Regions from separate parts of the Homo sapiens genome. Here region 2 is linked to region 1. A link is an interaction called in ENCODE POLR2A ChIA-PET data of the cell type or tissue named here. Cell type or tissue: GM12878. All regions are shown on one strand. Each heading gives the region's core, and the rest is flanking DNA. Links, peaks and the distances in the headings are about the cores only.

Evidence for each region. ChIA-PET counts read pairs that join two places held together with the same protein. Peaks named below come from ENCODE experiments on the same cell type or tissue, not always from the same donor. Only the 100,000 strongest peaks of a DNase experiment are listed, where the experiment ranks them.
Region 2: POLR2A ChIA-PET joins it to region 1 with 5 read pairs; 2 of 35 experiments call an interaction of 5 or more read pairs at or near these places.

What each region holds. Positions count from the first base shown.
Region 1 is chr6:116,685,777-116,702,166 of GRCh38, reverse strand. KPNA5 (karyopherin subunit alpha 5) reads right to left here. Exons shown (of 14, transcript NM_001366306.2): 2 at 12,714-12,847; 3 at 10,011-10,112; 4 at 9,775-9,874; 5 at 3,369-3,463; 6 at 17-148. Among named protein-coding and RNA genes, the nearest start is that of KPNA5, 13 kb to the right of the region's middle. In GM12878, for the core only: no CTCF peak of the experiment used is centred there; a DNase peak (open chromatin) is centred at 6,556.
Region 2 is chr6:116,834,701-116,851,090 of GRCh38, reverse strand. No RefSeq gene overlaps it. Among named protein-coding and RNA genes, the nearest start is that of GPRC6A, 14 kb to the right of the region's middle. In GM12878, for the core only: a CTCF peak has its summit at 3,648 (motif pointing right); no DNase peak of the experiment used is centred there.

The DNA of each region.
Region 1 (16,390 bases), core at 3,223-11,222:
CAAATTAGAGACGTACCTGTTCCTGAACATCTTCATGTTCAGAATTAAGAAGTTTGATAAAAATCGGAACAGCCCCAGTTTCAATCACTACCTTGGTATGCAGAAAAGTTCCAGATGCTATATTTGTTAATGCCCATGCAGCTTCAAACTAAGAAGAAAAAAAAGGTAAAATAAATGAAAGAACCAAAGAATTGTCAGAAAGGCAAAGAAGGAAAGAGAGGGAGTAAAGACCTGCCAGGACAAGTGTGAAAGACTGACTTATATTAAGATTCATTGTGAAGTCAGATTTAAGGATAAAAACTCATAGAAAAAAAAGTAATTGTCATCAAAGATCACTGATTACAGAAAAGTATTCTTTAATATGGAAAAATAAGAACTGAGAAAAATATAATGAAAATATACAAAATCAACAATATATAAACACCTTTGAATTTATAATGCATAAAACTCCTGTTTATTATTACAGAGGCAAGCATTCTAAAGCAAGCAGTTTAAAAATAAATAAGAGACACTACTTATAACAACAGTATATTTAGGACACTTAGAATCATAAGAGGTACTTATTTCTCTACAGATCATGTAACCTCAACCTACTATTTAAGAAACAAAAAAATTAGAAGTTGAGAGATTAGGTATTTGTTCAACATCAAGCTTTCATTATTAACAGAGCCAGTGCTGGGACTTCTGATATTTTTTTTAAGCTGCAGAGTCTCTGAGAAGTTATCGTATCAACTCAATTAAAATCTGAATATACATATACATTATGGATTTAAAATAAAAGCAACTGAGAAAATTCAACCATGGCTCCAAAACAATGAACTAGTGAATTACTGAAAACAACCTACAAATCCACAGGCAAACTAAGCAGTGAATATAGTTTAAAAAATATTTCACATATTTGACATATAAAATTAACCATGAAAAAAATTTTTTTAATATTTCACATAAATAACTTTTCACGTAAACGTACACGTCATTATAAGTAACAAAAAATGTACCCAAAAGCATTACTGAAATATTAAAAAGTACAGTTACTTTTACGTGTAGGACTAAGAAAAATTTTAAAGGGAATTTATATTTAAAAATAATGGAGACCATAGTTCTAACCAATTGTAGATAATGAAATAAGCTAGTGGACAACTGAAAGGTTACTCTACAAACTTGTCACTAGTATCCCTAGAAGAAAGCCTTAGTGAAGACTGGTAAAGTCAGAAGCCTGCCAGCAACCAATTAAACATAAAACGAGTGATAAGCAAGTGACAACTGTGAAAACCTAGAGTGTGTGGCTACAATTTTAAAAAAAAGGTAAACTTTCCAGTTGAAAAAAGAAAATAGAGACAGAATGCCTATTCAACCTCCTTTCATTTTTAACTATCTGACAACAGTGCCAACACCTCTGATTTGTTAAAAGGAGCCAAAAACCTGGATATTCATTTGAAATCCCCCAATTTTTTAACATGTAATATCTAATTCACGCTTTAAAACATGTTCAGGCCAACAAAACTTGTTTGTAGGCCCCCAATTTAAGGCCTGTTAGATGGACCAATCATATTAACTAACATATTTCACAAGCACTTGGGTAACATGGCACAACATGTAGCTGTCCCAAGACCATACTGTTGAATTTCTATAGTTTTTAATTACAGTGATTAATAAATGCTCAACTTCTCAGTGTGTGTGTGTTTGTTTGTTTGTTTGTTTATTTATTTAGAGACAGGGCCCAGGCTGGAGTGCAGTGGTGTGATCACAGCTCACTATAACTTCAAACGTCTGGGCTCAAGTTATACTCTCACTTCAGCCTCCCAAGTAGATGAGACTACAGGTGCATGCCACCACACTCAGCTAATTTTTATTTTTTTGTAGAGATGAGGTCTCACTATTTTCCCAGGCTGGTCTCAAACGCCTGGGTTCAAGAGGTCCTCCCTCTTCAGCTTCCCAAAGTGCTGGGATTACAGGTGTGAGTCACCACGCCCAGCAAATCTTCCCACACTGTGCTGTCTACACACGCTATCCTCTAAACCTAGCATTAATTTTCCTCTTTTCAGTCTGCCAAACGCTCCTTCATCCTCAAGACTAGTCCTGCAACACTACCTTTGTGAAGTCTTAAACTTAAACTTCCCCTAAACAGAGTAAGTTGCTATGTTCTGTGTCCCCAGAGTACTTTGTTTATAGCTCTGTTAGAGCACTAAGGATATGATGTTACCACAGATCTTTTTTATGTCTGTCTTTCCCAGGAGAAAGTGAGGAATTTCTCTAGACAGGACAACATCTGAATTTTGGAACTACAATATCTTACATGATGCTTTGCTCAAACTAGCTCTCAATAATTTTATTTATTCACATTCAATCATTTCTTCTTTCATTCAATTGGAATTAAAAAGCCAAATAATAGGTATCAAGAGGTCTGGGTTTTAGTCTGGACTTAGGGCTTATATAAAGGAATGGAACCAGATTTCATGATCTCTAGTTCAAAATAATTGACAATAAAACTGTAACATGACTAAAGTAGCCTCTTAGAGACCCTTATTGTAAACATTCTCAACAATTTTTCACATTCACACATGCAATACATTCCTTTACTTACACCTAAAACGTGAGGATCTTTCTCAAATTATTCAGCTAAGTAGACCACTACTCTTAAGTTATAAATTCAACACGTAACAAGTAACAGTCCTCCATTATTGACAATAGCATTTATAAGTTAGGTGTATGTCTTGTGCAATTCCTGATACATAGATAAAATTCCAACCTGTACTCTGACTTAAGAATATGCATAGCAATGAATGTAGGGAAAACCAATCTTTTTTTAACATTAAAATATTCACAAACTTCAGTAAATTTCCATTAGTAGCAAATTATTTGGAAGACATCTTAAAATTGTAACTATATCATGGTTGAGAACCAATGTTCTTTATGACAAACTTACCTCTGGTCACATTTCTACTAGATAATACTAAATAATAATTTATTCTGTTTTGAAAAAAAGAACTAATCAGTCAGCTAACAGTGTTTTAAAAGGTAAAAGTTAGAACCCTGGCTAGCTAAGAATCAAAATAAATTTAACAATATTTTAGTCTGAAGTTTTCTAAAACAAAAAAGTTACTAAAGGTTAACAACTATAAATTGTTTATTAACATTAGTAATGATTTTATATACTTTTTCCAAAATTGCTTAATAAAATAACAATTCCTAGAAAAAAACTAGCACTGAAACCGTGTCCAAGACAAGATAGGCAGCACTACCTTTTCCTTTAATTACCAAGTATTCACTTAATGCTTACAATAGTCAATACTGCAGAAGTTGCTTTCACTAGAAACTTTAACATGTCATTTCTAGAGAAAAATTAAGAAAGAAAACTTTAGACTCACTTGTAAAGTGCAATTTTCATTTCTTTCAAGAAATTTCACAAATCTCTGTACAACTCCTGGTTTCTGTATAACTTGATCTATTGGTGGATTAGGTTCTAAAAATTTAAAAAGACTTCAGTTATTACAAAGACACAAAAAGAAAACAATCTAGTCCCTGTGTCCATTAACAGGGCACATAAAATAACTCTTTCCTAGGTTTCCCTGACCCAAGATTAAAACCCTTAGCTAGATGTAATTGAAGTCAAATTTTCTCCAGATTACAATGTTTTTTGTACATTTTGCAAATTCCGCTTTCTCATTCACTGCAAGAAATTTTAAAAATATTTCCTACATAAACATTTAAATTTCATAAATTGAAGGCTATTGAGCACACCTTTAAAACATTGATTATTTCTGTCTAAAACTCAAAATACCAACTGAGGAATTAAGTTTCCACTAATTCTTTATAGTACTACCCTCAATTTCTAAGCATATCTCCTTCATTATCAACCACAATTTACCTAATGTCTGTCAAACAAGATTCTTTTTTGTCCGTGAATTATTTTTTACAGAAATGTTAACGGACTGTCTACAATTACTGATAAATTTTCATGAAATGCAGACAGCTTTTGAGAATCATAAAATATCTAGGAAGCTTATATAAAATCCAGACAAAGACATTTCAGGTACTGGTCATCTAAGTATAAAGAACTCTTTCCTCTACCTTGGCTTCAGCAAAACGTACCCTCTACGGTTCTTCAGTAACTTCCCTATTGGTGTTCTTTTGGGATAGTCTTATTCCTGTTTATTCTCATCTTAGAAAATGTACCTATTTTTGTTAATGCAAGTACCAGATATTATTACTATTTGTGATAATTCACAGACCTTACAACCTTAACCGAATTCTCCTTTCCTAGATTTCAGACCATATTCCTAAGTGACTATAAGATGCATTTTTATTTTAACACCTTTTAAAATGTATTTTCACACTTCTTTCAAAATGCAGCATACCCAAAATCAAACTCATTATATCATCATGGTTATTCCTTCCCTTGCCCTGCATCCACCACCTAAATTGTATATTACTATGTTATCTATTCATGTAGTCATGAAAAAGAGCATACTCATTTCCACTTCTGATTCTTCCTTTTCTTCTTACTTCCTCTATTTGACTGTGTTACTGATCATAAAGAACTCATATATTAATGTTAACATACTGTGTTTGATGAGTAGGATGAATAAGCAAATGGTGGACATAAAACACCTGTACAAATCATTCTTTTTGATATAGAAAAATGTTTTCATTAAGTTTTAAGTCAGCTCAAATCCTAGAAACCTTGTTCTCAATTGTTAAGAAAGATTTACTTAGAAACAGACTTCCTTCTTCCTTTTCATTTTTCTACAAATTTGCTATTCTTCTAACTTGGACAAAATTTAGAAAATTTCTGCAGTTAGTAAAGTTATACCCATCAAGTTTTGTTTGGGTGTTCTAAATGAAAAGCCCCAATTCTTCAAGATGGAAAACTGAATTCCAGACCCTAACTTATACTGTTATAAAACATCAACAGGATAAAACAGTAAGTATTCTTAATCATTTTACCTTCCATCTTAAAAAAATCAAAACAAAATTATAGGGTTGCAATTATCACCTGCACTTTCTTGTTTTTCCTTTATTTCCAAAGCAAATCATAAATATATTATCCTATTTTGTTTTAAATTTAATGTACAGAAATTTTGTCTTGCTCTTTATGAAAGAGATGAGAGAGAAGGAAGAAAATATAGGGTTTTGTGGTTGGTAGGTAGGGCGAGGTGGTCATTGAGAATGTCAGCTATATATATTAAATATAGATATGATATGATATATACCCCCCCACACACACACATAAGAACCCAAATATAGTTTCTTCCCGGTGAATTAAAAGCAACACATTTATATTTATCTTCATCTAAAAGAAAGCAATTAAAGTGCACTTGGATTGTCAGCTTATCTAACAGGTATCATGAACTACTATTAGTATTATATTGACAGGATGATAGTCTACATAATCTTATAATGGTGATAAACTGCTACCGAGAAGACTTTTAGTCATTATGGCAATAAGTAGTATAGGGGGAATATCTCCTTCAGCACTGAAAACTAAGCAAGAGTCAGGCAAAAGAAAAAAGCTTTGGAGAACTTTCTACAAAACTGGGATTGAAGAAAAGGATGGTTTGTGATTTACATCCACAAGAGTGGCCACGAAAAGGAAATAAATAGAAGATGTAACAAAAGGTCACCGTCGCAGACTTAAGTCAGAGGAGTAAAAGCTGGAGCTAAGATAGGCTGTGCAGTACCCAGGGCATATTCATATCTTCCTAGTGTCTACAGTAAGAACACTAATTACAATAAAGAAATGCCTGCAAAAGAGGCAAAGTTTCCTGTTGTTTCTGCTTCCAGTTCTGGCCTCTAGATGCTTGCTTTCCCATATTTCCTACTTTGACAGATCAAATAAAAATACAGTAAATCTATTATTTTTCTAGGCCTGATAGATGTGGCAGGAACTCACATCAATCAGTGAAAGAAAACATCTATTAACTCCTTGCTGTATGTCCAACTGGGCAAGCATAATTCCATTACAAAGAAGAAACAGAGAACACAATTGTCTCTGTGAAAGATAGTACAGTTTAACGGAAACAGAATACCTTGAGGAATTAGAGTAAATGAGGACAAAGTCTTCTGATCAAAGAATTCGATACCCAGACAACTTGCTCAAAGATATCAGAAATATAGTATTTAGACATATAAAGGCTTAAAAAAATTGTACCAATGCAATTTTCCTAGAATGGGGGTAAGAAAGGGGTAGAAAATTCTTCAAGCAATGCTCTAATAAAAAATGAATCAAGATAAAGAATTCAATAATGAGGAAATGGTACAAAAACACTGGTGGCAAACTCTAAAACTCTTAAATCTAAAGAAATTCTGTTATCAGTATGACATGTATGTCAAAATAAAATCTTTAAGGAATATACTTAAAAAACAATTTAAAAATATTAATCTGACTCAGAAAATAATCCCAATTATAAAAACCAAAACTGTGAAGTATTGTGAGGAAGAAAGAAGCCATTCTTGATTGCAAAAAGGTTTCTTGACATTGCTAAGGTATGTGAGGAACAGAAAATGAAAGTTAAATTTATTTATGAATATAAATTACAGTAAGAAAGCAAAAGTGAAAGCCTTGTAATCTATGCTGACCTGATCACAAGATTACTTTCATTCTTCATGTGTCACTAAACTCTGTCTCCCTTAGGACAATAAGGCAGTTGAGCTAAGGGCGTTTTCAAAACCTTACCCATTCATATATACAATCCCATAAAATTAGAATTACGAGTTCAATAAATTCCATATATGAAACACAAGACAAAGATTTAAATTTTTATTTAAATGAATTCTTATTAACTCAATATAAAATTGGTCAAATAACACAAATAGGCAATTATGTACTATAAAGAACCAATAAATAAGGCAAAATATTCAACCTAATTACAAAAAAAAAGCCAAATAATGAATTACTATTATATAAGCATTTATTTTTTTCTTAAAGATAACTGCGAGGCCAAGCATGGTGGCTCACACCTGTAATCACAGAACTTTGGCAGGCAAACGTGGGAGGAGAGTTTGAGACCAGCCTGGGCAATATGACAAAACCCTGACTCTACTAAAAATTAGCTGGGCGTGGTGATGCATGCCTGTCGTCCTAGCTACTCAGGAAGCTGAAGTAGGAGAATCACCTGAGCCTGGAAAGCAGAGGCTATAGTGAGCTGTGATTCTGCTATTGCACTCCAGTCTGGGTGACGGGAGTGAGATGTTGTCTCAAAAAAAAAGAAAAAGAGAATTGTGAATGTTCATAAAAATAGTAAAATGAATGCTTGTACAAACTGAAGATGGGAGCATAAATTAATACAGTGTATTCCCTTTGACCCCCTACTTCACTTTTATGAATATATATTAAGGAAATTTATATTGCTTAACAATTATTGTAGCATTTTTATGGTAATCTAAAATTGAGAAAAATTTAAATGCCTGATTACATTATTTTGTGATTTTAAATGCCTGATTACATTATTTTATGCTCACACTCTATGATATGATACCATTTAAAAAATCATGTCTGATTGTATATCTAGAAAACCCCATCGTCTCAGCCCAAAATCTCCTTAAGCTGATAAGCAAATTCAGCAAACTCTCAGGATACAAAATCAATGTGCAAAAATCACAAGCATTCTTATACACCAATAACAGACAAACAGAGAGCCAAATCATGAGTGAACTCCCATTCACAATTGCTTCAAAGAGAATAAAATACCTAGGAATCCAACTTACAAGGGATGTGAAGGACCTCTTCAAGGAGAACTACAAACCACTGCTCAATGAAATAAAAGAGGATACAAACAAATGGAAGAACATTCCATGCTTATGGGTAGGAAGAATCAATATCATGAAAATGGCTATACTGCCCAAGATAATTTTTAGATTCAATGCCATCCCCATCAAGCTATTAATGACTTTCTTCACAGAATTGGAAAAAACTACTTTAAAGTTCATATGGAACCAAAAAAGAGCCCGCATTGCCAAGATAATCCTAAGCAAAAAGAACAAAACTGGAGGCATCATGCTACCTGATTTCAAACTATAACACAAGGTTACAGTAACTAAAACAGCATGGTACTGGTACCAAAACAGAGATATAGACCAATGGAACAGAACAGAGCCCTCAGAAATAATGCCACGTATCTACAACTATCTGATCTTTGACAAACCTGACAAAAACAAGAAATGGGGAAAGGATTCCCTATTTAATAAATGGTGCTGGGAAAACTGGCTAGCCATATGTAGAAAGCTGAAACTGGATCCCTTCCTTACACCTTATACAAAAATTAATTCAAGATGGATTAAAGACTTACATGTTAGACCTAAAACCATAAAAACCCTAGAAGAAAACCTAGGCAATACCATTCAGGACATAGGCATGGGCAAGGACTTCATGTCTAAAACACCAAAAGCAATGGCAACAAAAGCCAAAATTGACAAATGGGATCTAATTAAACTAAAGAGCTTCTGCACAGCAAAAGAAACGACCATCAGAGTGAACAGGCAACCTACAAAATGGGAGAAAATTTTTGCAATCTACTCATCTGACAAAGGACTAATATCCAGAATCTACAAAGAACTCAAACAAATTTACAAGAAAAAAACAAACAACCCCATCAACAAGTGGGCGAAGGATATGAACAGACACTTCCCAAAAGAAGACATTCATGCAGCCAAAAGACACATAAAAAAATGCTCATCATCACTGACCATCAGAGAAATGCAAATCAAAACCACAATGAGATACCATCTCACGCCAGTTAGAATGGCGATCATTAAAAAGTTAGGAAACAACAGGTGCTGGAGAGGATGTGGAGAAATAGGAACACTTTTACACTGTTGGTGGGACTGTAAACTAGTTCAACCATGGTGGAAGTCAGTGTGGTGATTCCTCAGGGATCTAGAACTAGAAATACCATTTGACCCAGCCATCCTATTACTGGGTATATACCCAAAGGATTATAAATCATGCTGCTGTAAAGACACATGCACACGTATGTTCATTGCGGCACTATTCACAATAGCAAAGACTTGGAGCCAACCCAAATGTCCAACAATGATAGACTGGATTAAGAAAATGTGGCACATATACACCATGGAACACTATGCAGCCATAAAAAAGGATGAGTTCATGTCCTTTGTAGGGACATGGATGAAGCTGGAAACCATCATTCTCAGAAAATTATTGCAAGGACAAAAAACCAAACACCGCATGTTCTCACTCATAGGTGGGAATTGAACAATGAGAACACATGGACACAGGAAGGGGAACATGACACACCGGGGCCTGTTGTGGGGTGGGAGGAGGGAGGAGGGATAGCATTAGGAGATATAACTAATGTTAAATGACGAGTTAATGGGTGCAGCACACCAACATGGCACACGTATACATATGTAATAAACCTGCACGTTGTGCACATGTACCCTAAAACTTAAAGTATAACAAAAAAATAAAAAATAAATAAATACAAATAAAAATAAAAAATCATGTCTGAAAAATATTTCTACAAGAATTAAAAAATATATATCTCTAACCTTATTTCTTGGCAGCAGGATTAATCTTTTTATATTTGCCTCTTTAACTGCTTTTATATTTTTACGATTTTTCTACAGTCAACATATGTTACTTTGGTAACATCATGTTCAAAAACGGATGTTACTTTACAATATATTTTGCAGAGAATATAACACCTGTGTCTAGCAAAGAAAGGTATTTTAAAATTTAAAAAAAAACAATAAAATAAACCTCTACTAAAAAATCGTGTAATATCAAATAAGCATACTGAAAATAATTCTTGCCTTTAGAAAGCAGCTTTCTAAATTTCTGTGTTGCTGTTAGCTGTTGATCAGCATTATTAGAAAAAATCATCTGAACCATATCTGTAGTAACAACTTCTTCCTAAAACACACACACAAAAATATAATTAACATTTACATATTTTACATGAATAATTTTGCATGCATAAATATTTGTTATACATACTATTGCTAAAATTATTGAGGTATAATTTGAAACATATTTTGGTAAAGTATACCTCTGGAATGGGTACAGTGGAACTAATATCTGGATCCTGTATAGGACTTTCAAGCATAGATTCATCATTTCTGGGCAAATAGACATTTCTGCGTTTGAACAACTGTAATAAAGAGAAATCAGTTTACACATTGAGCTTTCCATAAAACATTAAGTTGCCATAGAATTCCATGTTTTCATTTGAGTGGACAAAAGAAACCTATCAATTTTATAACTTAAAATTCTGAATATTTGAGTATTTCCCAATCATTATACTAGGAAGATCTAAGGTATTTATGAGAAGTCAAATTTCTGGGCTAGCTTTTGGCTGCACAGACTACTTCACGTCACTTTCAATCTCAGATCTTTTACCAACAGTAAGCGTGTAAGTGGAATACACATGGTCATTTTATAGCACTTAAAAAAGCACATATTTACACACTGGATTATGAGGTATCTAAGAATTTTTGCAAGAAAACTTAAAAAGCACATCTGTTGCATATGAAAGATAACATCTGATACATTAACAGATTTAGTATATCTGATTAACAAGGAATAGAAAACAAATCTTAGGAATGACAGTACTATGCTTATTAATTCAGGAGCAGATAAAAATGAAGCAGAAAAAAAGAAGAAAGAAACATGGTGAGTTCACTAAAGGAGATTTATAGGTACAGTTGGCCCTCCATATCTGTGAGTTCCACATTCCCAGATTCAACCAACCTCAGATCAAAAATAATAATAACAATAAAAAATAAGAAGCCAAGCATGGCAGCACGTGCCTCTGGTCTCAGCTACTTGAGAAGCTGAGGTGGGAGGGCTGCACAAGCCCAGGAATTGGAGGGCAACCTGGGCAACACAGCAAGACCCCATCTCTTAAAAATAAACAACAACAACAAAATACGAAAATAAAAAATAATACATATTTTATTTCACTTTATTTTATTTTTTGAGACGGAGTCTCGCTCTGTCTCCAGGACAGAGTGCAGTGGCACAATCTCGGCTCACTGCAACCTCCACCTCCTGGGTTCAAGCGATCCTCCTGCCTAAACCTCCTGAGTAGCTGGGATTATAGGCGTGCGCCACCATGCTCGGCTAATTTTTTTATTTTTAGTAGAGACGGGGTTTCACCATGTTGGTCAGGCTGGTCTCAAACTCCTGACCTCAGGTGACCCGCCCACCTAGGCCTCCCAAAGTGCTGGGATTATAGGCATAAGCCACTGAGCCCGACAATAATACATATTTTAAAACAACACAGTATAACAACTCAACTACACAGCATTTACACTGTATTAGATATTATAAGTAATCTGGAGATGACTCAAAATATACAAGAGGATGTGTGCAGGTAATATGCAAATACCATGCCATTTTACATAAAGGACCTGAGCATCAGTGAATTTTGATATCTGCAGAGGATCCTGGAACCAAGGGATAACTCTACATTTCCTAAATCAAAATTTGAGGAAAACAAAATCTGCTTATATTCTTTTTGACATCTAAATAAATATCGTTCTTCTTTTTTTTTTTTTTTTTGAGATGGAGTCTTACTCTGTCGCCCAGGCTGGAGTGCAGTGGCATCAACTCGGCTCACTGCAAACTCTGCCTCCCGAATTCACGCCATTCTCCTGCCTCAGCCTCCTGAGTAGCTGGGACAACAGGCGCCAGCCACCACGCATGTCTAATTTTTTTGAGATGGGGTTTCACCTTGTTAGCCAGGATGGTCTCAATCTCCTGACCTCGTGATCCGCCCGCCTCAGCCTCCCAAAGTGCTGGGATTAAAGGGGTGAGCCAGGGCTCCCAGCCTGTTCTTCTTTAATATGTAAACAATCTTCCTTCTAATCATTTATTCAACACAATTTTTTTAGTACCTACTATAATGTATGAAGGATTGTGTTAGACGCTGTAGATAGGGAGATGAGAAATCATTATCATATTTCTGAAATAGGCCTTGCCTATTACATGCCTGTAATCCTAGCACTTTGAGAGACAGAGGCAGGAATATTGCTTGAGGCGAGGAGTTCAATACCAGCCTGGGCAACATAGCAGGACCCCATCTCTACTTACAGAATACAATAGAATAGAATACAATAGAAGAGAATAGGCCTTTTCTACTTTCTTCACTGCTAGTCCTTTTCATACATCAGTTTTAATTCACATGTGTGAGAACCACATTATTTTACTTACTTACAAATACTTCTACATTTAAGTACATCTTGGAATAAAAAATGTTGAGATGTACTCTCTTAAACAATTTTATATTCTTTATGTCACATATGAAAAGTATAAACAGAGATCCAGCTAATAAGACAATGGGGGAACAGTATGAATAGCATGGGAAGATGACAATAATTTACTTACGGGCAAGAATTATGAAAACTACAAAGCAGCAAATAATATATAATTAATGTTTCTTTAAGGGGCAAATTTTACAATGACAAATGGAAGTGATCTAAATAGATGCAAGAGGAAAAATTTCCTAGCAGTAGGGTAAAAATATAATTAACACAACAGGTTTATCAATAAAACAGAAAATCCATTTCTCCCAGTGACTAAAGTAGCACAGAGTTCTGTTTCACAAATTTGCAATTATGATGCCTGGAGTCTAATAAATAATAGATTTAGCTATATTCAATTTCTTAAAACATTTCCATTTAAAATTATCCAATAATTAGCAAATAATTAAAATTTTAAAAAACAAAATTAAATAGCTAAAAACACCTACCTGTTCTTCTCTTTTTTGTTTTCTAAGCTGTATTCCTTCTTCTTCTCTTCGTCTACGCATCTCTTGAGGATTTAGGGCTTTATTCTTATAACTTTTCATTCTATAGTTATCTTTCCCTGGACTAGCCATGGCATCTTAAAGGAAGGAGAAAAGAAAACAGACACTGATAACTCACTCTCTCAAAACAACATGAGACACTTAATCTAGCAACTAAATTCAGGCTCACTGATTAACAGGTCAACAAAACCCATTCTGAAAATTATGTACAAAGAATACATTCCCTTAATTCCACATCAAGATTAGAGCAAAATGACCACATATTTTAGAAATAATATCTTAAACAAATAATTTTGGTCTAAACAAAGACAAAGTTTACCCTATCTTATTGATTCTAAGATGCAACAACCTTTCCTGTCTCCCTAGCCCCCACAGTGTTTTAACCTTTCTGAAACATAATTACTGTCAGGAAATAATCATGAATTATTTGGGTTAAAAAAAAAGTCTTCTAAATTACAGTTTCTGGCTAGATCAAGAAATAACCAGCTTTGAAGTATCTTATTTTTAATGAAATATGATATTAGGCTCCAGTAAGCACATCTCAAATATTTATTGGGGTCTGGCTTCTTTCACTTACTGAAGGCATTGCCTTAAGAGCTATGGCCACAAGGGTCAGGACTTGAATTATGACTACAATATCAGTTTTTAGTACTCCAGTATAATTAGTTCTTTTGAAATACTAAAATACATGTATACTTTATTTTTAAGTAGTTTTATTGCAAATGTATTTTAAAACATTAACATTTATATACCTATTTTATAAATACATAAAATATATGCAAATATATTTCATATTTGAATATATGTGCTAGTTTTACTTTTAGAAAGTGAATTATAAACTTTAACAATGTAACAGTATTGATATCTTGATATTATCTTATAGGAATATTAAAATACTGATATTATAACCTATTCTGGACTTACACATCACACACACACAAAATCTGCCTAAAGCAGGGTGCCAACTTCAGTTTAACAGTAGATAGTGAGTACCCAGTATGTTATTCTGTTAAATTCAGAGGACATATCCATGTCCAACCAGAGACAATGTTGTGACCAATTAGCTTATGAAGTAAACACAAGAGAAGGAGAGGCTGGCATCTGTCTGCCATCCCTGATATTGAAGAGACAGACTAATGAATTGGCAAATTTTATTGTAAGGAGTACACTAAAATACATGCTTTAAATCTTGAGAGAGCAGTGAAGATATGGCAACTAATTGTGCCTTAGGGACTTCTGAAAGCTTCATGGGTATCCTATTTTAAAGGAAAAACAGGAAAGAGAAATGGGGAGAATCAAGCATTTCAAGCAGAAGGAATATATGCAAAGGCAAAGTTTTTGAAGAAGCCTTGCATAACCAAGAACAGTAAGAGACTAAGTGTGTCCAAAATGAGGATGCATGGCAGAACATAAAGCTATAAAGGTAGGTTAGAGGACATATGGTTCCTATAATGCAGCTGTGAAATTTGGACTTGATCCTAAGGAATAGAATTAAACAAATTAAGGAAAAGGTTGTTTTTACATAGTTCAGAGAGAGAGATAGGAAAGATGCTGAAGGCGTGAACTAAACAAGTTACTACAATGAAAACATAGAAGACAAGTTGGATTCTAGAAATATTTCTGAAATTGATTCAGTAAAAATTAGAGGCCAAATGAATGTAACAGATATCTGGTGAGGAAGAAAAGGGAGTTGAGGATGACTCCATGGTTTTTAACTGAGCCATCTGAGTAGTATGGCAAGATAACATAAGACAGAGAATACGGATGGAGGATCAGAGTAGTGGTTGTTGTGTTTACATATCGGCTTGTTTCTGAGACAAGAATAATGAATTCCGTTATTTTAGGTTTATTTTTAAATTTATATTTAGTAAAAATCACTCTTTTCGTATACATTTCTATGAATTTAACAAATATACATGCATGTAACTATCACAATCAAGACACAGAACAGTTGTCACCCCCTAAAACTCCCTCAAGCTGCTCCTATTAGCCCTCCCTGACCCTTAACATCTGGTAAAAAGTTAATTCTCCATCCCTATAGTTCTGCCTTTTCCTGAATTTCAGAAAAGTGGATTCATACAGCATGTAGTCTTTTAAATCTGACTTCCCAGAAAAAGTATAAAATACCTCAAAATATAGCCAGCCAAGGAGGTGAAAGACCTCTAGAGTGAGAATTACAAAACGCTGCTAAAAGAAATCAGAGATGACACAAACGAATGGAAAAACATTCCATGCTTGTGGATAGGAAGAATCAATATCGTGAAAATGGACATACTGGCCAAAGCAATTTACAGATTCAACACTATTCCTATCAAATTGCCAATGACATTCTTCACAGAACTAGAAAAAACTATTTTCAAATTCATATGGAACCAAAAAAGAGACTGAATAGCCAAGGCAAACCTAAGCAAAAAGAACAAAGTTGGAGGCATCATATTACCTGACTTCAATCTGTACTACAGGGCTACAGTAACCAAAACAGCAGGGTACTGGTACAAAAACAGACACATAGACCAATGAAACAAAATAGCCCATAAATAAGGCCACACACCTACAACCATCTGATCTTTGACAAAACTGACAAAAGGAAGCAATTGGGAAAGGACTCCCTATTCAATAAATGGTGCTGGGATAACAGGCTAGCTACATGCAGAAGATTGAAACTGGACCCCTTCCATATACAAAATAACTCGAGATGGATTAAAGACTTAAATGTAAAACCCAAAACTATAAAAACTCTGGAAGACAACCTAGGCAATATCATTCTGGCCACAGGAATAGTCAGAGATTTCATCACGAAGGGGCTATTGCAACAAAAGCAAAAATTGACAAATGGGATCTAATTAAACTTAAGAGCTCCTGCACAGCAAAAGAATCTGTCAACAGAGTAAAAGACAACCTACAGAATGGGAGAAAATTGTTGCAAACTATGCATCTGATAAAGGTCTAATATCCAGCATCTATAAGAAACTTAAACAAATTTACAAGAAAAATACAAACAACCCCATTAAAAAGTGAGCAAAGGACATGAACAGACACTTTTCAAAGGACATACATGCAGCCAAGAAGCATATGAAAAAAAGGTTAACATCACTGATCATTAGAGAAATGCAAATCAAAACCAGAATAAAATACCATCTCACACCAGTCAGAATGGCTATTATTAAAAGGTCAAAATGAGCCAGGTATGGTGGCTCACACCTGTAATCCCAGCACTTCGGGAGGCAGAGGCGGGAGGCAGAGCCAGGAGGATTGCTTGAGCTCAGGAGTTCAAGACCAGCCTGGGCCACACAATGAGACCCTGTCTCAACAAAATATCAAAACATTACCCAGGCATGGTGGCACGTGACTATAGTCTCAGCTACTCAGAAGGCTGAGGTGGAAGAATCACTTAAGCCCAAAGGTCAAGGCTACATTGGCCATGACCACACCACTGCACTCCAGCCCGGGCAACAGTGAGACCATGTCTCAAAAAGGAAAAGAAAAAAAGTCAAAAAACAAATGTAAATTAGTTCAATCACTGTGGAAAGCAGTGTGGCAATTCCTCAAAGAGCTAAAAATAGAACTACCATTTGGCCCAGCAATTCCATTACTGGGTGTATATCCAGAGGGATATAAAT
Region 2 (16,390 bases), core at 3,302-11,301, 150 kb before region 1:
AGCCCTCACAGCTGCTTTCATGGGATGGCATTGAGTGCCTGCAGCTTTTCTAGGCACATGGTGCAAGCTGCTGGTGGATCTACCATTCTGGGATCTGGAGGATGGTGGCCCTTTTCTCACAGGTACACGAGGCAGTGTCCCAGTGGGGACTCTGTGTAGGGGCTCCAACCCCACATTTCTTCTCCTTATTGCCTTAGTAGAGGTTCTCCATGAGGGTTCTGTCTCTGCAGCAGACTTCCACCTGGACATCCAGGCATTTCCCTACATCTTCTAAAATCTAGGTGGAGGCTCCCAAACTCTTGCTTTTTCTGCACTTGCAGGCCCAACACCATATAGAAGTCACCAAGGCTTGGAGCTTGCACTTTCTGAAGCAACAGCCTGAGCTGTTCCTTGGCCCCTCATAGCCACAGCTGGAGCTGGAGCAGCTGGGACACAGAGCACCATGTGCCAAGGCTGCACAGAGCAGTAGGGCCATGGGCCTGGCCCACAAAACCAGTTTTTCCTCCTAAGGCCTCCAGGCCTGTGAGGGGAGGGGGTACCATGAAGATCTCTGAAGTGTTCTGAAGACATTTTCCCCCTTGTCTTGGTGATTAACTTTTGGCTCTTCTTTACTTATGCAAATTTCTGCAGCCAGCAGCTTTAATTTCTTTCCAGAAAATGGGTTTTCATATTCTACTACATGGTCAGGCTGCAAATTTTCCAAACTTTTATGCTTTCCTTTAAAACATAAGTTCCAATTTCAGTCCATCATTTTGTGAACCCATATAACTGTATGCTGTTAAAAATAGCCAGGTCACGCTTGAATGCTTTGCTGTTTAGTGTTTTCTTCCATCAGTATATTAGTCAGGGTTCTCCAGACGGAGAGAACTAATAGGATATATGTATATACGAACTAGAGTTTATTAAGGAGAATTGACTCACATGATCACATGGTGAAGTCCCACAATAGGCTGTCTGCAAGCTGAGGAGCAAGGAAGCCAGTAGTGGCTCAGTCCGAGTCCCAAAGCCTCAAAAGGAGGGAAGCCAACAGTGCAGCCTTCAGCCACAGACTGAGAGCCCCTGGCAAACCACTGGTGTCAGCCCAAGACTCCAAAGGCCAAAGAACCTGGAATCTGATGTTCAAAGGCAGGAGACATCCAGCATAAGAGAAAGATGAAAACTGGAAGACTCAGTAAGCCAGCTTATTCCACCTTCTTCCACCTGCTTTTTCTAGCCAAGCAGGCAGCCAGTTGGATAGTGCCCACCCACACTGAGAGTGGAGTCTTCCTCTCCCAGTCCACTGACTCAAATGTTAATTTCCTCTGGCAACACCCTCACAGACACACTCAGAAATAATACTTTGCATCCTTCAAACCCATCAAGTTGACACTTAATATTAACCATCACAGCCGGATACCCTAAATCATCCCTCTCAAGTTCAAAGTTCCACAGATCTAGTATAGGGGCAAAATGCCACCAGTCTCTTTGCTAAAGCATAGCAAGAGTGACCTTTATTCCAGTTCCCAATAAGTTCCTCATCTCCATCTGAGGCCACCTAAGCCTGGACTTCATTGTCCATATCACTATCAGCATTTTGGTCAAAGCCATTCAACAAGTCTCTAGAAATTTCTGAATTTTCCCATACTTTCCTGTCTTCTTTTGAGCCTTCCAAACTATTCCAACCTGTACCATTACCCAGCTCCAAAGCTGTTCCACATTTTCAGTTGCCTTTGTAGCAGTGCCCCACTCCCAGTACCAATTTTATGTATTAGTTCATTATCACACTGCTATAAAGAACTACCTGAGTCTAGGTAATTCATGAAGAAAAGAGGTTTAATTGACTCACAGTTCTGCAGGTTTAACAGGACGCATGACTGGGAGAAATTTCTAAGCCTCAGGAAACTTACAATCATGGCAAAGGGGAAGCAAGGCACATCTTGCCATGGCATAGAAGGAGAGAGAGAGCAAGGAGGGAACTACCACACACTTTTAAACCATCAGATCTTGTAAGAACTCTCGTTCTTGTAAGATCCAATCACCTCCTACCAGGTCTCTCCCATGACACGTGGGGATTACAATTTGACACAAGATTTGGGTGGGGACACAGAACCAAACCATATCACTTTCCAACTCATTTTATGACATCAGCATAACCCACCTGTCAAAAACTGACAAAGACATTACAAGAAAAGCAAATTACAGAATATCACTTATAAGCATAGATGCAAAATATCTCAACAAAATAGATTCAACAATATATTAAAAAGATAATACATTATGCAAAGGGGGTTATTCCAGGAAAGCAAGAATACCATAATTTTCTAAAATTAATCAATATAATGTATTACATTAATACAATAAAGAAAAATCAGCACCTCAATAAACATAGAAAAGGCATTTGACATAATTCACCAACCACTCATGTAAAAGCACTCAGCAGACTAGAAAAAGAAGGAAACTTAATTGGGCTCTGTGTCAGGCTGTTCTTGCACTGCTATAAAGACATACCAGAGACAGGGTAATTTATAAAGAAATTAGGTTTAATTGGCTCAAGGTTCTGCAGGCTTCACAGGAAGCATGGTGCTGGCATCTGCTCAGCTTCTAAAGAGGACTCAGGAAGCTTATAATCATGGTGGAAGACAAAGGGGGAGCAGGAATGTCACATGGCAAAAGCAGAAGCAAGAAGAGAGAGTGGAGCAGGGGGAGGTGCCACACTCTTTTAAATGACCAGGTCTTGCAAGAACTCACTATCACAAAGACAGCACCAAGACATGAGAGATCCATCCCAATGATCCAAACATCTCCCACCAGACCCCACATCCAGCATTGGGGATTACAATTAAGCATGAGATTTGGGTGGGGACAAATATTTAAACTATATCAGGCTCAAAAAGGAGAACTGTTACAAAATTAATGAATGAAAATAAGCTGAAACAATGCTTTGTCTATTGTCTCACTCCAAAAATTGGACTGGTGAAATTTATTCTTGCCTTTCAATTTGGGTTTACAAGCAGTCACAAAGATGATGATGTTGATGACAATGACAATAATGACAATGATGGTGACTGTATTTTGTTTAGAAAATTCTTTTGTTCTCAGGATTCAATGACTTGATTAGAATGTCTGGTCCAAATGAATACAGCAAAGAAGAAATTTCACATTTATAGAATTCAGGTGAGCTAAGGTTGAACATATTTTTCTCTAAAACTGAAGTAAACTTACTTCTCGAGGCCCCATATCTGCTCAGGAGTGATAATGCAACCTTATTAGTTCAAGGTAAATGCAGTTATTCAAATATTCAACAAATATTGCTGAGCACTTAGTATGTGTCAGGCACTTGGGATTCATTGAACAAAACAGAAAAAAATCTGGCCTTTGGGGAGCTGATATTTTAGCCAAGACAATTAGATAATATTATGAATGAATAAATTATACAACAGGTTAAAAGGACATGAATATGGAATAAAGTCAAAATTATACAGGATAAGTGGGATCAAGAGTGCTTGGGGGTGGGAATACCAGGAGGCCAGGATAATAGTGTTAATGAAGGTCATCAGTGTAGGCCTCGTTGAGAAGGTGATGTTTGAGCAAATACTGAAGGGAGGTGAAGGGGTTCACCAAGTGGCTATGTAGAAGCACAGAGTGCTAGAAAATGGAATATATTATTTCAAGTTACCAGTAGGTGGGGATGTTGAATAATATTTTTCTAGATTTTCACAAGCCTTGTTCCTAACAACAAGGAAAAAAATGTGGGCATGTGAGCAAACATCTGTCCTATTATATAATCTCTTTTTTAATAGAAAATTTTTTCAAATATAATAAATAACTTTTTAAATGTTTCAAAATAACTGTAAAAATGATTGGATTCAGCCTAGAATGTGAAATCTAGAACTTTTGGAGGGAGGTCCTCTCACCACACAGGGTCAACACTTCAGCGTTTTGCTTCTGAGCTGCTTAGGGGGCTTTAAATCTCATCTAAACTTTGGACTCAATGCTTTCAAAGTGAACTACAGATTACAAATGATGGATAAGTGCCTCACCCGCACACTTCAAGTATGAGGGAGAGGCTGATTCTACTTATTCTCCTACTATTAATAAAGTTATTAAGCAGCTACTGACGGATATCTGGTGCTAAAACAGGTGTTTTCCATACTAGGCCTCATTTAATCTTCATAGCAGCTCTAGGAGGTCAGCATTATCAACTATATTTTACAGATAAGGGAACTGACAAATTAAGTTACTTGACTGCGTTCATTTGACTAGTAAGTGATAAAGACAGAATTTGAGCCTAGCCTTGGCTAACTCATGTTTTGATGCTCATCTGCCTAATATCAAAATTCATTTTCTAAGTTTTAAAGGAAGAACTAACTTAAAAACGTGCATTGCTGGTTTAGCACTTTCTACTAAAGCTAAACATACCTCAATTTAAGGTATCCAATTGATGGCCAGCGTACATTTTGTCCTAGGAGTCAATTCTAACTCAGGAGCCTAGGGATCAAGTGAAACTAGCAAATATCTCCCTCAGTGCCAAAACTATAGCATTTGCTCACCCCTCTTGAAATGCAGCTTCAGTCTCATTGTGAAGTTTTGCTAGCATTTATGGAAGTTGCCAGTTTAGCAACAAAAGAACTATGTTTTCCTAACTTATCTGTGAAGTTATGTTCTTGGACAAGTCATTCTCACCTAAAGGTACACTGTTTTTCCCTGATGCTTTAGGGAATAACAATGGAAAGGAATCTGAAAAAACAAGATACAGAGTGCTAGAAAATATTTTTAATACATGTGTCTAATGAAGAACTTGCATCCAAAATTATAAAAGTCTCCTTTAAGTTGATGAGAAAAAGAGACAAACTCTGTTTTTAAGGTAAAAACACTTAGAAAAGGCACTTCATGAAAAATATTTCCAAATGGCTAATCAGCATTTAGAAAGTTGTTCAATACTTTGTTCACCAGTAAAATGCACATTAAGCTTATGAGACATCCACTAAAATGGCTAAAATGAAAAAGATGATGATACCAAGTATAAAAAGGAAAAGAAACAATTGGGACTCTCATACATTACTACAGAGACTGAAAATTTATACAACTATGTTGAAAACCAATTAGCACTTTCTACTGAAGCTAAACATACATTTACCTTTTGACCCATCAATTAAATTTTATCCCTTGAAAATATGTTGTAAAAATACACGTATATTTACCAAAATATATTACAAGAATATTCATAGGATGATTTTTTTAGTATCCCAATCTAGGAACAATCCAAATATCAGCCAATAGTAGAATGGATAAATTAATGTGATATATTTTTACAATGGAATTCTATACAGCACTGAAAAAAATTAATTACAGTTTATATGACAAAATGGATAAACCTCATAAGCATATTGCTAAGCAAAAGAAACCAAATGCTGTATGAGTCTATTTATATGTAATTTAAATCCAGATAAAACTCTATGTGATAAAAGTCAGAAGAGTAGCTATCCTTACTGGAAGGTAATGACTGGCAGTAGGCTTAGGGAGTCTTCTAGAGTGATGGCAATATTCTGTATCTTGATGTCAGTGTAGGTATACATATGCTTAATTTGTAAAAATTAATCAAGATGTTGTGCTGTTACCTGTACATATATCACACCACAATAAAAATAGTTAAATACATCCCCAGTTCAGCATAACATAGTAAAAATGGAAAATAAGATGAATGGAAAATATGAAGTGTAACCTGAGAGAAACACTGTTTAGCTACAAAGAAACCAGAAAGACTAATGATAAACTTATCTTCAATATGCAATTGATAGCTTTCACACCAACGAGTAAAAGTGAAAAAATAAAGAAAACTTTATCATTTCAGTATGAGGCAGTAAAGGAGGGTGGCAAGCAAAGGAAAAGAAGAGATGGAAGTAACTTCAAATGTAGTAGGAATCACACTACAGGTAAATGGATTAATTTACCTATTAAAATCAGAGAATTTTGAAATCAGGTAGATTTTTTTTAAAAAACTCTTAACTGTATGTGCTTACAAGACAATCCTAAAACAAAATGGAACACAAAAGTCAAAAAATTATGGAGTAATATATACCAGGTAAGTGCTAGCCAGAAGAAAGCTGGCAGTATAATTTTAGTATCAGACAAAATAGGATTTAAGACAAAACATGATACTAGGGATAAAATGAAAAACCCACGAAGAGAATGTAACTATCATAAACATGTATATGTACACCTAGTAATGTAGCTTGAAATATATACAGCAAAACTGGCCAAATTTCAAAATGACATTAACAAATCCCCATTAGTGGATAGCTTTATTTTAACATAGTTTTTATACATATGATATACCTGCATAAATGTAAAGAAACTGTAAGTGCACAGTTCAATTAATTTTCATTTATCAAATTCTGTACCTGGCACCCAGACTGAGAAACAGATCATCAGCATTCCAGAATCCCCTTGTTCCGTTTCCAGTTACTTGAACTCAAGGGTAAACATTATCTCAAATTCTAACACTATAGGATGATTTTGATTGCTTTTTAACTCTATATAAGTGGAATAATATACTAAGCATTCTTTTGTGTTTAGCTTCTTTTTTTCAGCATTATGTTTGGGAGCTGTATCCAATTGTTGCATCTAGATATAGTTAGTATGGGTGAATATACCAAAATTTGTGTTTACATTCTACTGTTGATGGACATTGCAGTTGTTTCTAGTTTTGCATCTCACAAATTGAGCTACTATAAAGATTATTATAAGTGCCTTTTGGTGAAGTTACATGTATATTTCTGTTGGGAGGCTTTCCTAGGAGTGAAATTTCTGGGTAATAGGTGTATGCATGTGTTTAACGTTAGTACATACTGGCAAACAGCTTTGTAATGTTGTAGTAATTTATATTTCCCCCAGGAGTGAATGATAAATCTGGCTGCTTTGAATCCTTACCAACAGTTTTTCTTTCTTTCTTTCTTTTCTTTTTCTTCCTTATTTTATTTTATTATTTTTTATTTTTTTGAGACAGAGTCTCCCTCTGTTGCCCCGGCTGGAGCGCAGTGGCACGATCTTGGTTCACTGCAACCTCCACCTCCTGGGTTCAAGCAATTCTCCCACCTCAGCCTCCTGAGTAACTGGGATTACAGGAGCCCGCCACCACATCTGGCTAATTTTTGTGTTTTTAGTAGAGACAGGGTTTCACCATGTTGGCCAGGCTTGTCTTGAACTCCTGACCTCAGGTGATCCACCCGCCTCAACCTCCCAAAGTGCTGGGATTACAGGTGTGAGCCACCATGCCTGGCCCCAGTACGTTTTCATTTTAACCATTCTGAATCAAGCACTGGTATTTGTTGTTTTAACTTTTATTTCAGTAAATGAAGTTGCACCTCTTTTCATACGTCTATTGGTTCTTTGAATATCCTTTTATGTGAAGTTTCTTTAAAGTCTTTTGTCTATTTTCCTACTGGGTTGAATGCTTTTTCCTTATGGATTTATAAGAGTTTTTTTAATGTTTATTCTAGATAGGAATACTTTGTAGGATATATCTAACCATGGGAGATTGATAGCTCAAGCAAAAGAGCAAAAACAGTAAGAATAAATAATATTTAGGAGCGTCATGATATGTATTTTTAAGACTGACAAATAGAGAATTTGCATCCTTTTTAAGCATACATAGGCTGTTTATAAAAATTGACCATGTCACAAAGAAAGTCTTAATAACAGCTTAAAAAAATCAGTATTATACAGTACTGATTTATACTTGTTATCAGTATATAATGAGATCAGATCATATTTTCTAGCTATTAAAATATAAATCAACAATAAAACACCAGTTTTTTTAAAATGCTCCCTTAGTGCCCTGTAATAAATGACTGGACTTGAAGCTACTTTGGAAATTAGGACTATAAAAGGTTTACCCATCATGATTATGGCTCTGTGAGAGGAAGCATGTGGGAAGACCAAAAGTAACTAGTGGAAAATCAGTGGCAGCACATCCATTTTCCAGGTTTAGGAAATGCTGCAGGCTATGTCTCTCTAGGCTAAATAAAGGCTGAGATGTGAGAGCGCTAGAGAAAATAAATAAATAAATAATCTGACCACTGTTCTTAATTCAACCCAGTGTTTCACATTTTATTCATACATAAAAATTCTTTTATCAAAGGACAACTATTAACATCTTAAGGAACAGTTTGGAAAAACTAACCTAGAGATTTTAATTCTTTGTCTCTTCCTCTTGTAGCTCACATAAAACGCTTTATTTGATTTTCCTGGTACCCAAACTAGGAAGTCATCAGAAGACTTTTGCTAGCATTCTGTCATTCTTTGACTCTGTAACTCATTAATGTTTTGTTTTTCTTATATCTCCTGGAGGATTTTTAAAGTGGAGTTAGGGGTTTTTTTTGCTTACTTTATGATCACGAGAAAATGCTTTCATCATCTTTTGTTTACTAAAGCAAAGTATAATGGTTATAAACTAACTATGAAAGTTAAATGTAAAAATACACTAAAAGATAGTAACAAAGTTCAAAAGTTGGAAAATGTTAATTATTACTCTTTTCCTGTTTTTTTCTTTACTGTCTTTGAAGACAAATGGGGGAAGCCTTTGATCATCTGTGTTTTCCAAAATACATATTTTCTGTTACTATTAGATAAACACAAAAACTGAACTATGAAGTTCAAACCAAATGTTTCAACCACATCTCATTAAAAGCAATGTTTACATACTTAGTAGGAGAAAAGAAAAACAATTTGCATTTTATCTTTTATCCTATTTTATCTTAGTATTCTAGGATAAATATATTAATAGTATAAAATATTGAGAAATAGTACACAGTTTTCTTGAAATTATGTCTACTTCAAATTTCAGTATATATAGCCAATTAATTTGACTTCCTGAATCTGCTCCAGAATCTTTAGTATATCTGTAGATGGAAATTAAGAAAGGAAAAAATATCTATAAATGTTAGAGCTGACAATTTTTCTAGTAATTTTGGCAGGATAGACACTTGATCTGAATAAAAGCAGAACTAAAGATTCATCCTTACCTTTTGTAAAGTGTAAATTTTATTTATCTCATAGAAAGGTACATCTTAGTAGAAAAGTGATTTATAAATCATAAGTGCTCATTTCTAGGGAGTTAACAATTTGAAATTCCTTGGACAGAATAAGTATTAAATATTGCTTTAAGTATCAGATATTATTTTTTCAAGATCAATTTGTTCTGCAAGTCTTTGTGGCACACCTACTAATGGCCAAACAGGGTGTTTGGCACTTGGAATTGTACTTGAATAAAAACTTCAAGGTATTCAAATTTAGTGGAAAACATAGATGGATGGCAAATTGATACAACAATATGCAACAGTTATTAACACATAACTGACTTCCACTTTTGGGAAGAAAGTGGCATAATATTTTTCAAGTGCTGAAAGAAAAGAACTGTCAAGTCAGAATCATCTACCAGTGAAAACATTTTTCAAGAATGAAAGGAAATTCAAGACATTCAGAATTGAAGGAAAACAGAATTTATCATAGCAGGCCTATCCTAACAAAATGACTGGAAGGAAATTCTCCAAATAGAAAGGAATGATTTAAAAAAGTGTTTTAAAGGAACCCAGGATTTGTTTTAATCAGATATGGTAAGACACACAGATACAGAAATGACTGTCATGAAGGAAGAAGTTTTTCATACTAACAGATTCCTAGAAACAGGAGGCTTGGCATGCTATGCAGGGCCGCAATGGGAAGTAATGCAGTCCATCAGTATGCAGAGGGAGATCGACTAGGGGTGAGCAGAACATGAGCTAGGAGCCTTTATTCTGGTTTCCAAGAGAAGGAACAGGAGATGATGGGTAAGCAGGTGTAGAATTGGCTAGTTTGCATAATTTCGGTGGGCTCTAGAAATTGGAACTATTGCTAGCTATCTGTTACCTGGCACTGGAATGATTAGGGCAGCCGGATAATGGCCCAGAGTGTGAGAGGCTGACAAAGTGCGTTGTTGGGGACATGGGCTCTGGTTTGGTTGGTTTGGATGTAAATGGTAAGTTTTTTACTATCGTTAGGAATTACCTAGCCCTGGGAGGGGCAGTCTCTCCAGGGTCAACAAGGCCCCAAGATACCAATGTACAAAAATCAGGATAAAAAATATATAATTAACACAAGAAGAAATCCTGAAACACCAGAAAAGAAGAGAGGACAATGGAGAGTAAAAATGTGGGTAAATAAAACACATCATCATTTTTCTCTTGAGTTCCCTAAATTACAATTGACAAATGAAGCAAAAATTATAACACAGGCTGCTGTAAAGTATACAAGCCCTGTGCATGTTTTGTTACATTTACACTAAGTACAGTCATGTATCATTTAACAACAGGAATATATTCTGAGAAATGCATCATTAGGTGATTGTATTGTGGTGTGAACATCATAGAGTATATTCAGACAAACCTAGATGGTATAGCCGACTATACACCTAGGCTATATTGTATAGCCTATTGCTCCTGAGCTACAATGCTGCAAACAATTGTAAGGCAATTGGAAGTATTTGTGTATCTAAAGATATCTAAAGATAGAAAAGGTACAGTGAAAATAATTTATTATAATATTAGGAGACTGCCACTGTCATATATGTAGTCCATTGTTGACAGAAGCATTATCTGTGCATGACTATACTTCATTTCTTGAACATGCAAAATAAGTAGTTAAGTCAGGGGACAATGTGTAAAAAGGCACAGCGAGTATGAAGCACCTTCAATGTGGCTTCAGAATAGGGAGGCAAGGGGAGATCATCAGGGGATAAGCTGGAGGAGGACTGGGGTCTAGGTTGTGAAGAGTCATGCATGAGTCACTGAGGAACTGAAAGTTAGGAGTTTTGTGGCTGAAGATGTCCAAGCAGTGGGTAATGAATCATGCAGAAGAAATACGTGCTGAAATTTGTATTTTAGGTTTATTTTGATGGGATGATACTAATAGCTTTATATGTGGTAACAATAACAATATAAACATTATTACTATACATTATGTTTTTAGGATCTAAATTTAATAAATTTCAGAAATATTTCAAATATTACAATATTAACCTGATAAATCCACAGTGACTCAGGCATCAGTCTGGAGGTGGCCATTTATATGACTAACAAATATTTAATTTATCCCCCACTACTTCACCAAAACTATTCTTGTCAAGGTTATCAATGCCCTGAACATTGCTAAATCCAGTGCTCAGTTTTTAGTCCTCATCTTATTTCACCTAAGCAGCATTGACAATATAGATCAATCCTCGAAACTCTTCTTTATCTCCTGAGCCTTCTCCTACCTCACCGGTCGCTTCTGCTCATTCTTCTGCCTTTTCTATCCTCTGACAATGGAGTGTTTCAGGAGTCAGACTTTGGAACTCATCTCTTTAACATCTTCACTAATAGTTGATGCGAAGATCTCTTCTAGTTCCATGGCCTTAACACCATATACATGATGATGATTTTTCATATTATATTTCTCACCCGAGCATCACTTCTGATCATTGCACTCATATATTCTATGGCCTTGACACCTTCATTTAAATATGAATTATAGATATTTCAAACTGAAAGATCCAACGTTGAAATTCCGGTATTTCTCACTCTAAATCTGCTACTCCTGCATTCTTATTCTTCCGAAGTAATTGCAACTTGGTGCTTCCAGTTGCTCAGAATGAAAATTTGTAGTCAACCTTGACTCCTCATTTTTTTCTTATGTCCCATGTGCATTATGTCAGCAAATCCCATTGGCTCCATTTTTTAAAATATATTCAGATTTTGCCTACTTCTCACTTCCTTTACTACTACCAGCCTTATCAGAGCCAACATCATCTTGCCTGAATTATTGCAAGAGTTACCAAGTAGCCTGCAATCTATTCTCAACAGAGACAAAGTAATCTTTAAAAATCTAAATCAGAATATATCATTCTACTAGTCAAAATCTTCCAGTGACTTCCAATTTCAGAGTAAAAACCAAAGTCCTGAAAAAGCCCTTATGATATGGCTGTCAGCTCTCTAATATTTCTCATACTATGCTCCCCTTGCTCCCTTTACTCCAAATCACCCATCCCTGTGCTATCCTGCTGGGATCCCTCTTCAGGCCGTTGCACTCATCTCTGCCTGGATCACTTTTACTTCCCACATCCACATGCTTCCTTCCCTCACCTTCTCTAAGTCTTTGCTTGCATATCTTCTTCTTCTTCTTTTTTTAAAAATATTTTTATTATACTTTAAGTTCCAGGGTACATGTGCACAACGTGCAGGTTTGTTACATATGTATACATGTGCCATGTTGGTGTGCCGCACCCATTAACACATCATTTACATTAGATATATCTCCTAATGCTATCCCTCCCCCCTCCTCCACCCCAGAACAGGCCCCAGTGTGTGATGTTCCCCTTCCTGTGTCCAAGTGTTCTCATTGTTCAATTCCCACCTATGAGTGAGAACATGAGGTGTTTGGTTTTTTGTCCTTGTGATAGTTTGCTGAGAATGATGGTTTTCAGCTTCATCCATGTCCCTACAAAGGACATGAACTCATCATTTTTTATGGCTGCATAGTATTCCATGGTGTATGTGTGCCACATTTTCTTAATCCAGTCTATCATTGTTGGACATTTGGCTTGGTTCCAAGTCTTTGCTATTGTGAATAATGCTGCAATAAACATACGTGTGCATGTGTCTTTATAGCAGCATGATTTATAATCCTTTGGGTATTTCTAGTTCTAGATCCCTGAGGAATCGCCACACTGTCTTCCACGATGGTTGAACTAGTTTACAGTCCCACCAACAGTGTAAAAGTGTTCCTATTTCTCCACATCCTCTCCAGCATCTGTTGTTTCCTGATTTTTTAATCATTGCCATTCTAACTGGTGTGAGATGGTATCTCTTTGTGGTTTTGATTTGCATTTCTTTGATGGCCAGTGATGATGAGCATTTTTTCATGTGCCTGTTGGCTGCATAAATGTCTTCTTTTGAGAAGTGTCTGTTCATATCCTTCGCGCACTTGTTGATGGGGTTTTTTTTTTCTTATAAATTTGTTTGAGTTCTTAACAAGGCCTTTACTGACCAACTTGCCTGACTAAAATTTCAACCCTACTCTAGAACTTCCTATGCCTTTCACTGCTTTATTATTTTTCAAAATCTTCTTAATACCTTCTAAGATATTACAAAACGTATATTTTTGTCATTGCCTGCCTTCTCTGTTATAATGTAAACTTTATGAGTTTTTTTCTACCCTATTTCGTTCACTTCTGTTTCTTCAGCACTAAGAACAATGCCTAACACATAGTAGACATTTAGTAAGTATTTGATGAATAAACGAAGTATCATAGGCGTGGTTTAATATGCCTCTTCAACAAGAAAAGAAAGCAACTATAGGCAAATGAAAAGTAACTTTGATCAACTGCCAGGTAATTATCTGAGGCTAATTTAGATAAAGTAAGCAATTCTCACTATAGAATTGCTGATATAAATGATCCAAGTTCTCTCTATACTTTCCTAAAGCATTGAATTACTACATAATCAGTTTACCTCTGACTGTACAAGAAATTTGATAATAGCACAAGAATATCCATGATTCAACCTCATTTCTTGTTTCCAACTTGCATTTTCTACTTTAACAATTTAAAGGATTATACACATTTATTTCTACAGTATTTGAGGACAAATCAATGGATTCAGTTAAACAAAACTACTGTTGATTGAAGAATCTAATCAACCAGAATTCTATACAGCAGTCCTAGGTAAATTTGTTATCTTTTTAAATTGGTTATCTGTACACTGTCTTTTCTAATCATAATAGAGAGGGTTTTCTATCTGTTTTTTTTTTTAAGAGTTCTATTATCTCTTCCTACAAGTAAGTTTTCGAAGGAAACTCTCGATGATTGTTGGTCAACTGAAGCAGCTACAGTATCATCAATAATTCACCAAGCTGGTCAAACCATAGTTGTCTGCGTTTGCTTAAGGGATTAAATCTGTTGATTGCCTAAAATCTCAGGGAAGAAGACCTGACATTGTTTCTCACACAATGTCCTATTGCCCACTCAAAATTGCCAACCTCTTATTTTTCCTTACATTAAGTAGACATCTATAATGGCATGTACTCCTTTTCCTGAACAATCTCTTACAATCTTTTCACTGATAGCCTATTCCTTATGAAAGAATTTCTGAATCTGTTGTCTAATTACTTTTCATTTGAGTTGGCCTGTTTCTTGCTACTGAACAGAATCTAAAGTGGCATGTGTAGCATGTATAAAAGGTTATTTATCCTTAAAACATAAACATGCCACACTCACAACATGAACTGTGAACCTGATGGATGATGGGATATGCCTGTTGAAAACAAATAACAAGTAAGTAGTGGGAAGTCTTTCGGGCTTACAATCAGGCAGGTGCTGACTATATTGTCTCATTAGCAGAGGAGAGCAAAGAATGGATAAATAGGAAAGCAGGTGTTACCGATTCTCCCAAACAAATCCTCATTCTGACATCACAAACTGAAGAAAACCAATGTGAACTTGGAGTTTCTGCTTTTAGCTTCTGAGTGTTCCTCACCAACATTCAGCTTTCAGTGCTGTTCCAGGTATTGCAGGTTTCCTAAAGCTACATCCACCCGGCTAAGAAAAGCAGTCTAAGCTGTAATCACTCATGTCTGTGCTATTTCAATGTACTCGTTCGTTCATCTAACAACTAGTTATTGAATGTCTACCATTCATAGGTTCTGTTTAAGATGCTGGATATATTTTAGTAAATATGTGCATATAATCTCTGTCCTTATAGAGCTTTAAAATAATGGAGGAGGTAGACAATACATAAAAAACTAACAATGATGGATATTGATAAATGCTGTGAAGAAAATGAGCACGTTTTCTGAGGAAAGTCACATTGAAGCCAAAATCAAACACAAGAAGGCTAAAAATACTCTGGTATTAAGATTTGCAGGATTAAAAAAAATATTTATGTGTCCTCAACTTTGAGTCCAACACGGTAATCTGGGTTTCTTGCCAATTTAAGCATTTGTTGTGTGTGGAATGTTCTATCACAGATTGTGGGGATCTAGGGGCACAGTTTGTGATTCCTGAAGAAAGTTTATTTTATATATCCTATATTATTTATTTACTACATAGAAAAGACAGCTAAGTTAGTTGTTGACTTGGACTATGTGTATATACATCAGAAAACTGATTAAAAAGTGAGAAATTCAATCAGCTAATTTTTGTATCAACGGCACTAAAGTAGTGATTTGGTGGATTTATTTTTCATTGAATTTATACTTTAGCTTGATATCAAAATGACTTTTAAGCTATGCAACTTGCTACAAAAAAGACTGAAACCTTTTGGTATTTTTTAATGACTACTGAAAATGCAGTTGCAATATGAGAGATTCAGTCAATACCCAAAAAGAAGATAAGGCAATGATTAAACACTAAGCTGAGTAACTGGTAGATACTTTGGGATTTGGGGGGTGAGAGGGTTGCTTGTTTTACAATTAGTGCTGAGTTGGATGAAAGAAGTAATTTTTATGACTAGTACTCAATATCGGGGCTAAGAGAGAGGATGACGGAATACCATGTTGCCATTCTATATGAGACAATGAAAGGCAGAGCTGGATAGTATCCTAAAAGATTAGAGCTCTTCCCTGAAGTGGGGGGCACATGTATGTGTATATATGTGTATATTAAATACATACAGTTGACCCTTGGACAATGCAGGGGTTAGAGGTGCTGCGCCTTCCCTGTACAAAGTACCCCAGAACTTAACTACTAATAGCCTGTTGTTGACTGGAAGCCTTACCAATAACCTAAGTAATCGATTAACACATATTTCATATGTTATATGTATTATGTGCTGTATTCTTACAATAAAATAAATAAACAAAATGGTATTAAGAAAATCATAAGGAAGAAAAAATATATTTCTGTTCATCAAGTGGAAATGAATCATCATAAAGGCCTTCATTCTTGTCGCCTTCACTCTGAGTAGGCTGAGAAGAAGGAGGAAAAGGAGGGGTTGGTCTTACTGTCTCAGGGGTAGCAGAGGCAGAAGAAAATTCATGTACCCATGTAGTTCAAACCCATGTTGTCCAAGGGTGAATTGTGTATATATATATATTTATATTTATATATGTATATATATTTATATTTATATATGTATATATATTTATATTTATATATGTATATATATCTTCAATTTACAACAAAGTATTTTAATAACAATTCATTTTTTGTATGATTGTTAGAAAATAATTTTTTGTTGCAGCACTATTCACAATAGCAAAGACATGGAATCAACCAAATGCCCATCAATGATAGACTGCATAAAGAAAATGTGGTACATATGGAATACTATGCAGCTGTAAAAAGGAACAAGGTAATGTTATTTGCAGAGGCATGGATGGAGCTGGAAGCCATTATCCTCAG